2 separate regions of the Homo sapiens genome follow, and region 2 is linked to region 1. The links are chromatin contacts, found by Hi-C or POLR2A ChIA-PET in ENCODE. All regions are on one chromosome and are shown on one strand. The core of a region is the stretch at or near the end of the contact, and the rest is flanking DNA. Distances in the headings are between cores, read along the strand shown. Region 1 has its middle 33 kb from the start of ZNF648. Region 2 holds the start of IVNS1ABP (influenza virus NS1A binding protein).

Region 1 (7,859 bases), core at 3,612-6,111:
TGTACCTCTGCACATGATGTCGAAACTGCCTGATTAGAATGCCCTCTCTCTCTGAGAGGTTCACAGCAAATTTTCACTTTTTCTTCAATATTCATCTTAAGAGAAAGTCCTTTGGAAATATTAAAGAGGAGGTCAGGTGAGGACAGAATCAGCTATACATCTCTGGTGCGTAGCTATGTATAAAGGTACTGGTTGAAGCTATCAGAGTGGAAGAATTCTCGGGATGGCATGCAATGAGAGACAGGCTGTGGGCCATATTACAATGTAGAGGAAGAAAAAACCCAAGAAAACTAAGAGGAGCACAGACAGATGCAATCTTCCAGAAGCCAAGAAAAAGAAGAGTTTTAAACAGAATGAGGTAACAAAAACTGTCTGCTACAGCAGAGAAATGGAGTAAGATGATGATTTCAAAGCATTCATTGGCTTTGGTATTTAAAAGGCTTTCGCGTAATCTTAGAGCAGTTTCAGTGGAAGGTGGGATCAAAATCTGACTACAGTAGATTAGTTGAAGAAGAAATGGAGTTGACAACTGTATACTATACTTTTCTCTCCAGGGCTCGAAAGAAAAAGATGGAAAATAAGCCATTGGGTGATGACTCGGGGGGTGGATGCTATAAAGGGATTTTTTTAAAAATAGGGAATATTAGTAAGTGCAGAGGAAGTGGGAATGATGAAAGATACAGTTCTGAGATAAAGATCCCCAAAGAGACTAAAAGGGATGAGATTAAGAGCACAAAGGAGGGGTGAGTCTTACACAGAAGGATCTTGGCCTCTGAGAATGCAGAAAAAGAGAAAAGGCTGGGTATGATTGTCAGTCTCCAAAGTATTCCACAAGGCCTTGTCAAAGTTTACCAAATGATCAAAAGAAGATTTCTACATACTTCACAATTTTACTTCTGGCCAATTTTGGGAAAGAGAAGCAAGGATTTAATGAAATATATGAATACGGAAAATGACAGCTCCAAGTGACTACTTGGAAAGGAAATAGGAAAAGATAATGTGAGTTTGGAAATAATACCACAAGGTGATGGAAGGAGGGGAGAATAATACATGTGCTCTTTGGAGCCAAGCAAACCTGGGGGGAATGTTGTCCCTACCACATGCTAGCTCTGACGTTAAGCAAGTTACTTAACCTTCTCTCAGCCTGAGTTTCTTCTTCTAAAAGCAAGGTTAATAATGCTTGTCTCATGGGGTTGGAATGAGAATTAGAAATAATATATTAGTGCAAAACACTGCTTTTTCTCACCTTCCCTTCCCTCACTTCTAGGACATATCACCTGAGACATTTGTTGATTATATTTGGGAGCTCTTCATTAAGGTGTGTGCTAGAGTTTTTAAAAGGTATATCCCACATATAGATAAAGATGGTTTACTTTAAAAAAGTGAAAATAGAAACACAAATAGGGTAAGGCAAGAAGAGGGTGAAAAGCAGAACTCATTGCTTGTGACTGTAAAGGATAATAGCAGAAAATATTAGAAACACTGTTTAAAGACAGTATTGATAACTATAAGATTGGTGCAAAAGTAATTGTGCTTTTCACCATTAAAAGTAATGTATCCAGCACTTTGGGAGGCCGAGGCAGGCGGATCACGAGGTCAGGAGATCGAGAACATCTTGGCTAACACGGTGAAACCCCGTCTCTACTAAAAATACAAAAAATCAGCCGGGTGTGGTGGCAGGTGCCTGTAGTCCCAGCTACTCAGGAGGCTGAGGCAGGAGAATGGCATGAACCTGGGAGGCAGAGCTTGCAGTGAGCCTAGATCACGCCATTGTACTCCAGCCTGGGTGACAGAGCGAGAAAAAAAAAAAAAAAGAATGTATCATTCCAATGGACTGGTTTTTATTACATTTCACTTTTCTTATTTATCATGTGTCAGATATTGTGCTAGGAATTTTTAAAAATAAGTTCATACACGGTTCTCATAATGGCTCTCCAAGGAAGGTACCTTTATTCGCAACTATGTGATGAAGATACTGAGTGTTATGGATTGAATTTTGTCCCCCGAAAAGTGACATGTGAAAGTCCTAACCCTCAGTACCTGAGAATGTGGCCTTATTTGGAAATAGGGACATTGTAGATACAATAATTTGAGTTCATACTAGAATAGGGTGGGTTCCAAATGCAATGTGACTGGTGCCCTCATAAGAAGATGGTGAGACCCAGAACACCCTGTGAAGACAGAGCATTGGAGTGATGTATCAGCAAGCCAAGGAACACCTGGGCCTCTAGAAGTTAGGAGATGGAAGAGATCCTCCTACAGAGCCTTCAGGAGAGCATGACCCTACTGACACCAATTTTGGACTTCCAGCCTCCAGAACTGTAATGTAATACATTTCTGTTGTTTTAAGCCACCCGGTTTTTGGTGCTTTCTTATGTCAGCCCTAGGAAACTAACACTGAGTCTTAAGGAATTCCTCACTTGTCCAGAATTGCCCAGCTAGTTTGGGATAGAGCCAATATGCCAATATTCAAACCCAGGGCTGCTTGGCCCCCAAATCCATGGTCTTTTTTTTTTTTTTTTTTTTTTTTGAGACGGAGTCTCAGACTGTCGCCTGGGCTGGAGTGAAATGACGTGATCTCAGCTCACTGCAACCTCCGCCTCCCGGGTTCAAGCGATTCTCCTGCCTCAGCCTCCTGAGTAGCTGGGATTACAGGCACACACCACCACATCTGGCTAATGTTTTGTATTTTTAGTAGAGATGGGGTTTCACTATGTTGGCCAGACTGGTCTCGAACTCCTTACCTCATGATCCACCCGCCTCAGCCTCCCAAAGTGCTGGGATTACAGGCGTGAGCCACCGCGCCTGGCCTCCATGGTCTTTTGATAATGCTGGGGTGAGTCAATCTTTGATTCTATTTTACTGTGATAACATGATGTAGGATCAAATATTGACTCATATCAGAAAAGTGATTCCTTATCTTCTAGTCTTTTTAATATTCTGTGAATAGTATATATTTTTGTTAGAAAAATTACTGTACGCTACTATAGACTTCATAAACACTGTACACTTAGGTTTCACTATATTTATGAAAAAATATTTTTCTTTCATCAGTAACCTTAGCTTACCATAATGTTTTTACTTTATAAACTTGAAAAAAATGACTCTTTTATAATAAGTTTAAAACATAAATACATTGTACAGATACACAAAACTTTTTTTTCTTTATATCCTTATTCTATAAGCTTTTTATATCTTAACTTTTTAATTTTTAAACTTTTTTGTTAAAAACAGACACAAACACACACATTAGCCTAGGCTTACAGAGAGTCAGGATCATCAGTGTCACTGTCTTCCACCTCCACATCTTGTCCCATTGGAAGGTCTTCAGGGGCAATAACACACCCGGAGCTGTCATCTCCTATGATGACAATGCTCTTATGGAATACCTCCTGAAAGGCCTGCCTGAGGCTGACAGTTAACTTTTCTTATAAGTAGAAGGAATGCACTCTAAAATAATGATAAAAAGTATAATACAGTAAATATATGAACCAGTAACAGTCGTTTATTATCATTTTGAAGTATTATGTATTGCACATAATCATGTGTGCTACCTTTTTATATGACTGGCAGCATGGTAGGTTTGTTTACACCAGCATCACAACAAACATGTGAGTAATACATTGCGGTACAGTGTTACAATGGCTTTGTCGCTAGGTGATAAGAATTTTTCAGCTCCATTATAATCTTATGGGACTAATGTCATATATGTAGTCCATCGATGATCAAAATGTCATTATGGGGCACATGACTATAAATGTACCTCTTGAGGACTGGCCTTTCTGACAGCTTTTTTTTTTAGTTTTGAGGATCAAACCCTTGGGGCCATTGATTCATTGGATCATTCAGCAAATGATCAAATGGGTAATTTGCGGTACAATCTAAGCAAAGGAAAACCTGAAGATGTCCATTTCTTCAAGGAAGCTCTAATCTGGAACAGCAATAAATTCTCTACGCAAAAGAGAAACACTCAAGGCAGTAAGGTAACAGCTCTGAAAGTGCTAAAAATATGGAGGGGAGCGAGCGATAACTTGTATGGTCACCATTGACCTTGCTGATGCAGAAATAAATCATCTTTACTCTTCATTCTCTTGAATTCTCACCTACCCTGCCACCTCATCCAAAATTTGTTAATTCTATGTGCAAAACATCTTTCAAATCCACCCCTCTCTCTTCATCCTCACTGCCCCCATCCTAGTCCACATCAATGCCAGTCTTCTGATTTTCCTGTCCCTAGTCTGATCTTCTCCCAATGCACTCTGCAGAGTGACCTTTATGAAATGTAGATCTGATTATGCCACGTTCCCACTTTAAAAGCCTCTAGAGGTGTGAACCTCTAGAGTCTTCTAGAATCTGACTTCCATTCTCTGTCCAGCTTTATTTCTTGCTGGACTACTCTATGCTCCAGCCATATTGGTCAAAAATTGTTTTAGTTTCTGGAACCTATGGTGATCCTCTCACCGAGGCCTGCTATTTTCTCTTACTGGAACTCTGTCCCCTCCCCTGGGCACCCTCCCGCCTCTGGCCTAGCGAATTCCTTCCATCTTCCGGTCTCAGTTCCTCCAAGAAACCTTCTCACCTAACCCGTCCGGTCAGGGTACTTTCCTTACCTAACACCCACTCCCTCGTTTACTTCTCTTTGGCTGGACTGAAGTTGGGCAGGGCAGGGGCTAGTCTGCCTTCTTCTGGGCCCAACCCTCCCGGCCGGCACCACAGGCATTACAGGTACTCTGTGCACTCAGGCTGCGCAGACCCGCAGCTTCCTATCCTGTAGCTCACTTTCCTCTGAGGCGGGCTGGAGGCGGAGCTTGTCCGCTGGGGGTGGGGCTCAAAGCTGGGGCGGGGATACGGAGCAAAACTTAAGAGGAAGATGAGAAGCCTGGTTGGCCAGGAGGCTTATCTGTCAGGACAGGGGGCGGGGCCTGGGGGGCCGTACCTTTGCTTACCGCGAGTGGGCGGGGCAGGTTTTACCGCCGCGGCCCATCAGCGAAGATCGCTGAGCGGCGCCCGCCTTGCGGGCCTCCAGGACCCGGCCGCCGCCATCCGGTGGGAAGCCGGGTGGCCTGCGGGTGAGGGGGGCGAGGCGGACGGAGGGCACCACACCCCCCGGGGGGCGGGGCGGGCGGAGAGCACCCTACATCCGGGAGCCGGGGCGGCGCCTGGAGAGCGGAGCAGGCAGCGCTTTCTGCCCGCTGAGTGGGTCAGGCGCCGCCCCCTTGTGGTCTCGGCCTGCGGGCAGCCCTTTGGAGCGCGCGGGAACCGGACGCCCGCCCGAGGAGAGAGGATCCAGGAGACCACTCCGGGCGGGATCCGCGGAGCCTGGGGCCGGGCGGTTGGCCCACATTATAAGAGGGCCTGCGTTGCTTCTACCTCAAAGGCTTTAGGGTGTTTGTTAATTCCCCGCCCCCCAACCTGATGATGCTCCAGGTATTTACAGGCAGGTGCCCCATAGGCTGTTTACTGGGAAGCAGAATTGGTGGACTCCGTTCGGGGATATGAGGAAAGATCCATAAGCAGAGAGAATAAAGCCTTTGCACTTACATTTTACTTCTCTTATCCCTCACCTCTACCACCTTTCCCCTTGACCCCCAATGGGCTGCAGGTCACATCATCTTGTCCTTGATATATTCAGAAAATAGAAGCCCCTCAAACAACTTAGAAGCAGTCCCCGCATGTCACCAAATAATAGACCACAGCTGGCATGTGAATGCTACCAGTTAGAGATGTGTAGTAGTTTGTAATTTCCTCATGAATAGTTCAAACTAGAGATTTCTAAATTATTACTAAATTTTAGTATTAATCTAAATATTGTTAATAGATTTTTGTATTATTACTAAATGCATAATCTTTGGAGCAGAAGTTGTGGGAAAAGAAGATTTGGACAAATACCTGACAAGTTACCCGGTATTTTACTTTCTTTGAAGCAATTAAAGAGGTCTGTGTCTTGTCTTGAATAATTAATTTACTTAGGTTGCTGTTTAAAATGCTTTTAAATTTTCAAAACACATCTGTGAGGAGAGGTCTCCACATCTTCAGTTGAAAACTGGAAGAAGCAAAAGGAATAGAGTGTTTATCTTTGAAAAAAGCACACCTAACTAAAATAATAATAAAAAATATGCAGGTGGATAGAAACTCAACAGCTTTCTTCATAGGGTTTGAAACCATAACTGAAGGAAAGGCTATCTGCCATCTCCACTTTGTCTGCTTCTTCAGTCATCTCTCATTATTCAACTTACCTTCTAGTCAGGTCAAATTACAGTTTCTCCAGACTCATATTGCTTTCATATATCTCTTTGTCTTTGTACATAATACTCCTTTACCTTCCTAATGCTTATTTTACCTTCGAAATTCAGCCAATGTATCAACTCTCCTAGAAAGTTCCATTATCTTTCCTCCAAGTACAGGTCTTTCCACTGTACTACCATCGAGTTCTGGGATGCTTCTCCTTGGTGGCATTTTTTATACCGTGATATAATTCTCTCTTTACTTATTCCTGTATCAAGTTGTTAGGGCAATGCCTTTATCTCAATATTCTGTAAATGTAGCATGGACGGATTGATGATGGACAGACAGGTGGGCGAGGGAATAGCTACAAGGATGGACATATACGTGGGAGAAAAGGGACGGACAAATGTATAAATAGATGTTTTAAGGTTGGGTAGGTGAGTGGATGGAACTAAAGCTTGGAGAGTAAATCTTGATGAAGACTTGTTGGGAAACAAGAAGATCTTGATATGATGAACTCAAGGAGGTTGATGGAAAGGGGTGGGGGATAGTTGAGGATCGGTCATTGAAACCATTATTTCTTTTGGAAAAATATTGAGAAAACATGTACTAAAGTTAATAAATGCTACTTTGTGAGGAAAAGATGATATTAGTTTGATATTCTTAGTATTTAAAGTGTAAAGGACTAACATTTCCCTCTCCTATTTAGTCTCCATTTCTTTCTTAATCTCTAGTGTAAGCATTATTTAAAAGTTATTTGTTATAGTAAATATCTGGACATTCTCATCAGTGTGGTTATTCTTAAAAGTTGTCGGCAGGGTGCTATGGCTCACGCTTGTAATCCCAGCACTTTGGGAGGCCGAGGCAGGTGGATCACGAGGTCAGGAGATCGAGACCATCCTGGCCAACATGGTGAAACCCCGTCTCTACTAAAAATACAAAAATTAGCTGGGCGTGGTGGCGTGCGCCTGTAGTCCCAGCTACTCAAGAGGCTGAGGCAGGAGAATCGCTTGAACCCAGGAGGCGGAGGTTGCAGTGAGCCGAGATCGCGCCACTGCACTCCAGCCTAGGTGACAGAATGAAACTCCGTCTCAAAAAAAAAAAAAAAAAAAAAGTTGTCTAAAGTATTTTATTGTTGTTGCCTAAACTAATTGACTTCTGTGCTTTTGGTCCTTGAAAACACTGTTTTAATAGTTACACTTTTTTCTGTAATAATACTTTACATGTGTTAAAAGAAAAACTTTAGACAAATTAAATTTACCAGTTTATTTGAGCAAAGAATGACTCAGGAATCATGCATCACTGAGAACCAAAAGTTCAGAGTGCTGCACAGTGTGAGCAATGGACTTTTATAGGCCCAACACAGAAGCAGAGGAGAGGAATCACCTGATTGGTTGGGCATGGTGGCTGATGCCTGTAATCCCAGCAACTCGATAGACTTACTAGGGAGGATTGCTTGAGCCCAGGAGTTTGAGGCTGCAGTGAGCTGTGATCACACCACTGCACTCCAGCCTGGGCAACAAAGCAACCCTCCTGCCCCCACCCTGACCCCATCTGCTGTACTTGTCAGTAAGCTTGCTTTGGGTTTATGAGATCCAATAAATATGGATTCATATCAAACTGTTTGTCTCACC
Region 2 (7,859 bases), core at 2,776-5,275, 3.3 Mb after region 1:
GTACAATATTATTATGAGTTTTGCAGTAAAATGAATCCTGTATTTAGTGCTTGATTTTTATTTAGTTTTTACTCTAATTCCATGACAGTACCTGATTTTTAGTACATCAAGGTCATAATATGAACCTCATCTCTTTAATATCTACTGATCAGAGTACAAAGCTACTTGATTTTAAAAGCCAGCCCAAATCTAGATGACATTTAAGTTAATGCAAACTTACTTTATTCAATTATTGTCCTCATACACTATATACCTACTTCCCGCCCACCTCAAGTTTGGAGGGGATCAGATCAATTCCTGTCTGTAAAACCATGTTTTTGAAAGTTCCTATTTACTTTCATTAAAGTGAGCTAGGGCAAATCAAGAGTTTTAAACTACTCCCCAAATTGACGGGAGATCTTATTTGGTCTATAAAACTCAAGCACGATAACTAGTGGAATTAAAAAATGGGGAAAATTGTTTTCTTTGAAAATCCAAACCAAAAGTCCAGACATCCCAGAGTCATATAAGAGTATGAAACGTAGAATTGTTTGGTGTTTAAAATACACTTTCAACTAAATCTACACCTAGGTCACTTTTCTTACACATTTAAAATTAAAACTAGGATCAAATACAATATATTCAGATAAATTCAGCATACTTCTATGGCCACTGCAAGGGATACCGAAGACTCATAAATGAGTAATTAAACTGCTTTAATAACACCCAGAAGTTCACAGCCCGGAAAGATTAGCTTAAGTGAAATACAATTCAACAGGTCTTATCAAAGAGTTGTTAAAAAGGTAGGCACAATATGGCCTCTGCTAAAATTTTTCTCTGGCCTTCAGTAAGACCAAGATAAAACAAAAGACAATCGTTTGAGGGCAGTCAGCTCCCACCAAGTAGCCATCAGCTGCATTTTTAAAGGAAAGACTTTATAATACAAAGTAAATCAACACATCTTTTTAAAACCAGAAGTTACAGCTTTCCAAAGTAACCTCTAAAACCACCATCACCATCCATGTATATGAAAACTCGCTGAACTCATTCATTCTATCCATGCTCATAGTTTTGTAATTCTTTCACTACAACACAAACATATGTAGCACCAAACATATGGAAGGCACAAACTGAAATGGAATGCTCATATCATAACACAATAGAAGTTAACTCAGTTCTCTAGCCTGGAACACTTCACAGGCCAGTCAGAAAGATAAAACAAGCTGTGAAATAGCTTAAGCAGAAAGGAAAAAAGGTATGATAGCAAATATATTCCAGAAACTGCAGCTATTTCAGTTTCAATAGATTGTAGATTTGCAGGATGCATATGGTAATAGTGGGCGAGGAAGTAAGAGAGCCTAATTCCAAGGTTTAAACAATGCTAAGCATGGAAAGTAGGTGAAGGATTTAAACAAGGAAGCATAGGGCATCCTAGCAGAAGTGTGGGGGATGGTCTAGAGGAATGAGTAAAGCATGGAAACAGGGCAGTTAAGATTCTGTACACCCATGCTCCTTTAAGGCAGTGAGGACTTAAGATATTTTATCTTAGATATGTGGCATCCTTATTAACATCAATTATCAAAATTAAGATATGTGGCATCCTTATTAAAATCAATTACCAAAAAGCATAACACAAAGTCGTTTATAGTTTGCTACATGGAGAAGGGAAGGAAGGAAAGGAAGAATTTGGTTTGAGACGTTCTAATGCTGAGGTATCTGCATGTTAATAACAAAAATATAATAGTATGATGTTAAGTATAGGTTCAGAAACATTTACAAGATATACAACTTGTAGTTTACAAGTATGTATTTTCTGTTGTTTTAACAAAAACCCAGAAATCAATCTCTTACTCACAATACTTCAATCTACACACACACTAGCACATGCACATGACATGGTGGGAAGACCCCCAACCTTTAATAATTCCTACTTGCAGGATTTGACTATACAATCGCACTGCTAAAAAGTGGATGAAATGACTTACTTAGTGTTACTTCATCTTAATATCAATTAAGATACTTCCTTAACAGGAAAACATTTATATTTAAAAACGTATTTGCAAAACTACATTTAATTACCATCTAACAAATCCTTCAAGCAAGAAAAAATCCCACCTTCCAAAAGCAAGTAGCCAAAAAGACACTAATTTAAAACTAAGACTAAAACCTGAAATGTTTTGTCTTGGGGGGAAAGTTAGAAAATCAACTACAAATTAAGACAATGGCTATAGAAATTAGTATCTATTAGTTAACCAGAGATATCATCTATTAGGAAAACACAGAGGAAAACCATTCCAGGGCTCTCTTTGGTCAGTGGCTCAAGTTCCGTTTACCTCTGGCTACCAAATTATAAGCTTGATAAGCAGCCTGCCAGCTGGCGTTAAATGATACTAGTCTCAATTCAATTCTAAAGTCCATGTTTACCTCACGTCCAGACTTAACAAATACAACTACTCTTTCAGTATCTTTAAGACAGAAGTGTCAGCAGGCTTTAGCCTAAAAGTAATCATCAGTATTTTGTTTTTCCTAAATCAATCACTGGTGCTAGAATTATTAAAAGAAAGCATGGCCTGTGGCAGTCTAGTCCATGCTGTACTTATTCATCTGTTAAGAGTGGTACTAGGCTTCCAGAGTTGTCATCTATTAGTAGACAGAAGACCACGACACACTCAACGAACAGCTTGATGCCAAGGTGTTCTAACGCTCCATCACTGCACGCTCCATCACAAAAATGCGCCCTTTTGGACATCTGATTTCTCCTTGAAATGTCAGCTGTCTCAAACCAATAGATATGTCCACTACCTATTGGGGGAAAAAGTAAATGTAGTTCTCAAGTAGTGGTTCAAGTTACCCTAGGTTCAACCCTCAGCCTGATACCTTCCTATCATCAAGAGCTTATAATCAGAGACACTTAACCAAAAGCGTGGAGGGACGGAAAAAGAGCAAATCTTGCCACTGATTTCTTTCATAAAAAAGAAAGAGCGTCCCAGGCCTTCCTCCTCGCGCAGCCAGGCCGGCGCCCACTCCGCAGGCTGCGAGGCGAGGCCCCCAGCACCCGCACACCCCCGCCCCGGATTGGCCAGCCCCGCAGTCACTCAGTACCGACACGTCAGGGCAGCCGCTCCCTCCCTCCTCCCGCCCCCTTCTCCCCGCGCTTGGCAAGAAAAGCGGGCAACGTGGAGCGGGAACAAAGGACCCCGCGGCCCACGGCGATCGGGGACTCCGTGCCACCCTACTCCAGGCCCGGGGCTGGCTGCCCGCCCACACGAGCCGAGTCTCGAGAGCTCTTCCAGAAGAGAATCCCAAACCCCAGGCAAACCCGAGGCGAGGCGTCCGTTCCTGACAGCAAGAACGGGGAGTCCCGCGCCCTCCTTCCGGCGGGTCATCCCCGCCCGCGGCGCCCTAACCCAGGCCCCCCAAAACCCTTCGAACAAAAAACTCTTGTTCCTCCCAGCCTGCCTCACCCGCGCCAGTGTAGCAAAGGGGCTCCAGCCTCCGCGCTCTCCGAGGCGACCGGCGCCCGCTCTCGGCCGCCAACGCAACTTGGCAACCATGGCAGCGCTGGAGCGCGGGCCCAGCGCGGCGCGGGCTTCACGTCCCAGAGGGCGGCGGCGGCCGCTTGGGGCTGCCTCCCCTGATGAGGACACCGCTTCCGCGCCTCCCACCCTCTTCCCATCCGCCGGCGCCATCCCTTCTTCTCGGATTCTAGCCGCGCCGTCTCCCTCATCTGTCGTTCGTAGAACCAGCGCGTATTACCTGGTTCATCTCTGAAGAGATGGAAACATTCATTTCTAGAGCTTCGATGGGAAGCAGGAGGAAGCGGGCGGGAATCGGCCCAACGGAAAGCGCCAGAAGGCGGCGGAAGACGGGAGCGGTCAAGTAGAAGGACGAGGGGCCAGTCCGTGGAGACTGAAAGGAAGGGGGAGCGCCACCGAGAACTCGCGGGAACTCGCTCGCTCGCCGATACAGCCGCGCCGAAGCAGCAGGCGGAGAAACTGCGCCCAGCAGCTCTGAGCGACCGACCTCCACGCGCGACCGGGAGACACTGCCTCCGCCGCCGCCGACCGCTCGCGCCGCACCCCCTCGCACGTCACCACGTGCGCTGCCGCCGCCGACGCCTCCCAGCCCGCTTCCGTCTCGAATCCATCTGCAAATCACAGGCGAGCTCCATAAAGATCCCACTCTAAGCCCCGCCCCACCCGCGGCCCCGCCCACATCCCGCCCCGCCTTCCTCCCTGGTCTACTGGGGTTCCTTCCTTCTCGGTGTAACTAGGTCAGCGCAAGGTGATCCTGAGGAGATAGGCGGCGCTCGGGGGGCGCCCTCGTTCCTCTTATCGCGCCTTTGTCCCTCCCTCCGTTCCTTGCCCCGCACCCTCACTTTCGCCGCCCTGTGCGTTGCCTGTCCCGGAACTGGTTCCCTCAAGCCGCCCTCACCTGTTCTGACTTCCCCTCGAGGCACAATAGCCTGAGAGATCAGACGTGGGAGATTAGATTGCTCGGCGTCAGACCTACTTCTAGGCAACCCCCCCTAGACTGGAGCTGCTCGTCGTGGACATTAGGATCTAGTTGGGCATGAGCCCTTAACTTAAGGGTCGGGGGGGAAGTGGCGGGTGCGGAGAGGAGGCGTGGAGAGTGTGAGGAAGAAGAGAGGCACTCTGAGAAGAAGTCGAACAACTAACCCCTCATTTGGCCTGGTTTGGGTGAGAAGATTGAGTCACTTGGGGAAAAAAATATTGGAGAAGTCAGAGAAGGTGTAAATCAGTGGTGCCACAAACACCAGTTTACTTCCACTTTTCACCCCCCGGGTCTGTTTTGTCTGCGTGCAGCTCTCCTCGTGTCGGAGACGCTGAGTCAGTTCTCTACTGGTCTTGCCCTCTTCCGGAAAAAGAAAACACACCTGAGAAGTGGTAGTTCCTATCCTAACCTACTGGGGCCCTTTATACCAGGTGCCAAACTTCATTATCCACCCCACCACCTTGCCCGGGAGGGAGATCTGTGAAAGCGAAACGTGATTTAAGCTGGGATCTGGCAGCAACTTCGTGGACTCTGAAGGGCACGTGGGAAAGGAGTTTTGATTGAAGGTGAGGGATTTAGTGAGGTAAAATTATATCCAAATTAGAGTTTGGTAAAGGCTTCCAGGTTAATGTCCTGTTAACGCTTATCCTGATTTGTGGAGGACACTTAAGCTGTCTAGGCCTAACCTTGTGTTTGATCACTCACCTTAATTTGTAGACATTCTAGGAGCTCTTTGTCAATGCCTCTTACCATTTTTATCATTAACTATTTATGCTTATAGAAGCAGGAAAAATAAATTGTGGGAGCCTTCATCTGCAATAGGTTTACAACTTTTTTTCTAAAATCTTGAGGCAAGGAGACTTATTCCCCCGCCCCTTTTTTTCTCACAGATTTCTTGTATGTCTCCCTCGCCCCGCCCGCACCCCGTCCCCCCGCCCCCGGACAATTAATTGTAGGAGGAAACAAGAACTAAGATGTCTATTCGAGTGATTTTTTATATCTTTCTTAAGGAGAAAAAGACTGACATTTGACACTGTGCTCTTGTTTTGTCTTGCTGATAATAACTGACAGCAATGTTTACTTTTCTTACAAATGAAACTATCAGGGTACGTACTTTTAAGCTCTTTAATACAATGGGTTTCATCCTTCCAGTGGGAGAGTATGAATTGCCCACTCTGCGTAGACACATGACTGCTGGCCTGTTGGACACATGGTCACACTTGCTATACTCTAAATAGTGTCTTTGTGACCTGAAACAGTCAACACTTTTCTTAAAGCTACAGTGTGCCCACACTCATTGTATTTTTGCTTTGTATGGAATTTCAAATTTACTTATTACCTTCTCTATGAATAATAGCATAACTTATGCATTCCATTTATGCCTTTCAGGGAACCTGATGGTTAATTTCTACCTCTTAAAGTAACACATTATGTTGTAAGATTTTGCTCTTAATATAGCAGTCCCCCTTATCCTTGGTTTCACTTTCCAAGATTTTGTCAACCATGGCCCAAAAATGTTACATCACTACTCTTGCATTTGGGGGGTATTATTACATAAAATGATAGTTATATGAACACAAGCACTGTCACACTGCAACAGTCTGACAACCCAGACAGCAACTGGCTAATGGCAATCTGGGCAGGGACAGAGCAGACTGTGCTCCTCAGAATGGTGCACAATTTAAAACTTATGAATCGTTTATTTCTGGAATTTGCTATTTATGTCACAATACTTATGTCATTCACCTCACTTCATCTCATCATGTAGGTATTTTATCATCTCACATCACAAGAAGGAGAAGGGTGAGTTCAGTACACTAAGATGCTTTGAGAGGGAGACCATACATAACTTTTATTACAGTACACTCTTAAAATTGTTTTATTTTATTATTATTATTTTTTGAGACAGAGCTTCTTGTCTCCCAACCAGGACTATAATGGCACAATCTCAGTTCACTGCAACCTCCGCCTCCAGGTTTCAAGTGATTCTTCTGCCTCAGCCTCCCGAGTAGCTGGGATTACAGGTGCCCGCCACCACGCCTGGCTAATTTTTGTATTTTTAGTAGAGGTAGGGTTTTGCTGTGTTGGCCAGGCTGGTCTCGAACTCCTGACCCCAGGTGATCTGCCCACCTCGGCCTCCCAAAGTGCTGGGATTACAGGCATGAGCCATGGCGCCCAGCCTGTTCTATTTTATTATTATTGTTGTTAATATCTTACTGTGCCTAATTTATAAGTGAAACTTTATCATAGGTATGTATGTATAGGAAAAAACATAGTGCATTTAGAGTTCAATACTAAGGTTTCAGGCATCCACTGAGTGTCTTGGAACACATCCACCAGGCATAAGGGGGTGGGGGTGACTACTATACTTAGGTAAGATTTATTTGGAGAGTGCTTAATAAAAATTATGAATTTCTTGCATACCTATTTTGTGTCAGGTCCTGAGAAAGATAATCAGGAATTGGTGTCAATCTGCCATCTTTTCTTTATTCACCCTGATCCTGCTTCAGATGTTGTCTCCATCCTTAACTGACTTGTGTTTTGTTTATTCTTGATGTATTAGTTTGCTAGGGCTGCCATAACAGACTGAATGGCTTAAACAACAGAAAGTTGTCAAGCATGATGGCTTGCACCTATAAGCCCAGCTACTGGTGGTGGGGAGAGGATCACTTGAGCCCAGGAGTTCAAGACTGCAGTGAGCTATGATCGTGCCACTGCATTCAGACAACAGAGTAAGACCTTGTTTCTAAAAAAACAAAAACAAAAACCCTCCAGAAATTTGTCTTACAGTTCGGAAGGCTAGAAGTCTGAGATCAAGGTATTGTCAGGGCCCTATTCCCTCTGAAGGCTCTAGGCCACTCTCCTAACTTCTGGTAGTTCCTTGGCTTGTCAACATAACTCCAGTTTTCACATGTTCTCCCTGTCTGGGTATCTGTTGTTCAGATTTCCCCTTTTTCTGTGGACACCAGGGTTAATTGAATTAGGGGCCCACCCTACTCCAGTATGACATCATTTTAACTAAACCTGCAACTACTGTGTTTCCAAATAAGGTCATATTTTGAGATACTGGGGGTTAGGACTTTAACATACAAATGTTGAGGGAACACAGCTCAACTCATAAAACCTTAGTTCATTTTTTAAGTGTGGTCCACTGAACACATTCTTTGGAATCACCTGTGTATTCTTCCTAGAAATGCAGGTCCTTATGTGTCCACAATTGGGGGGTTCTTGGTCTCACTGACTTCAAGAATGAAGCCATGGACCCTAGCGGTGAGTGTTACAGTTCTTAAAGGCAGCGTGTCCGGAGTTTGTTCCTTCTGACGTTCAGACTTGTTCGGAGTTTCTTCCTTCTGGTGCATTCATGG

What was found. Hi-C counts contacts between places; a loop is a spot of excess contacts on that map. ChIA-PET counts read pairs that join two places held with the same protein, here RNA polymerase II (POLR2A). Pooled maps may share reads with other maps.
Region 2: a loop to region 1 is called in a pooled map, with 19 times the contacts of the local background. The contact joins the promoter of IVNS1ABP here to the enhancer-like site in region 1. A Hi-C loop is called at or near these places in 1 of 37 single-sample maps with no recorded cell type and 6 of 50 pooled maps. POLR2A ChIA-PET finds 5 or more read pairs at or near these places in 1 of 52 experiments (PC-9).

What each region holds. Positions count from the first base shown.
Region 1 is chr1:182,024,875-182,032,733 of GRCh38, forward strand. No RefSeq gene overlaps it. Among named protein-coding and RNA genes, the nearest start is that of ZNF648, 33 kb to the right of the region's middle. RefSeq lists a silencer at 4,854-5,243. Within about 2 kb of position 4,862, at least 30 of the 41 ENCODE cell types and tissues checked have a DNase peak (open chromatin) inside an H3K27ac peak, as active enhancers do; they include PC-9, where a contact is called at or near this core.
Region 2 is chr1:185,313,218-185,321,076 of GRCh38, forward strand. It overlaps IVNS1ABP (influenza virus NS1A binding protein), which reads right to left and starts at 4,026. Exons shown (of 15, transcript NM_006469.5): 1 at 3,736-4,026. CBSLR (CBS mRNA stabilizing lncRNA) reads left to right here and starts at 4,235. Exons shown (of 4, transcript XR_007066771.1): 1 at 4,235-5,060. RefSeq lists enhancers at 3,352-3,965, 4,615-4,714, 4,965-5,044 and silencers at 3,455-3,514, 3,975-4,284.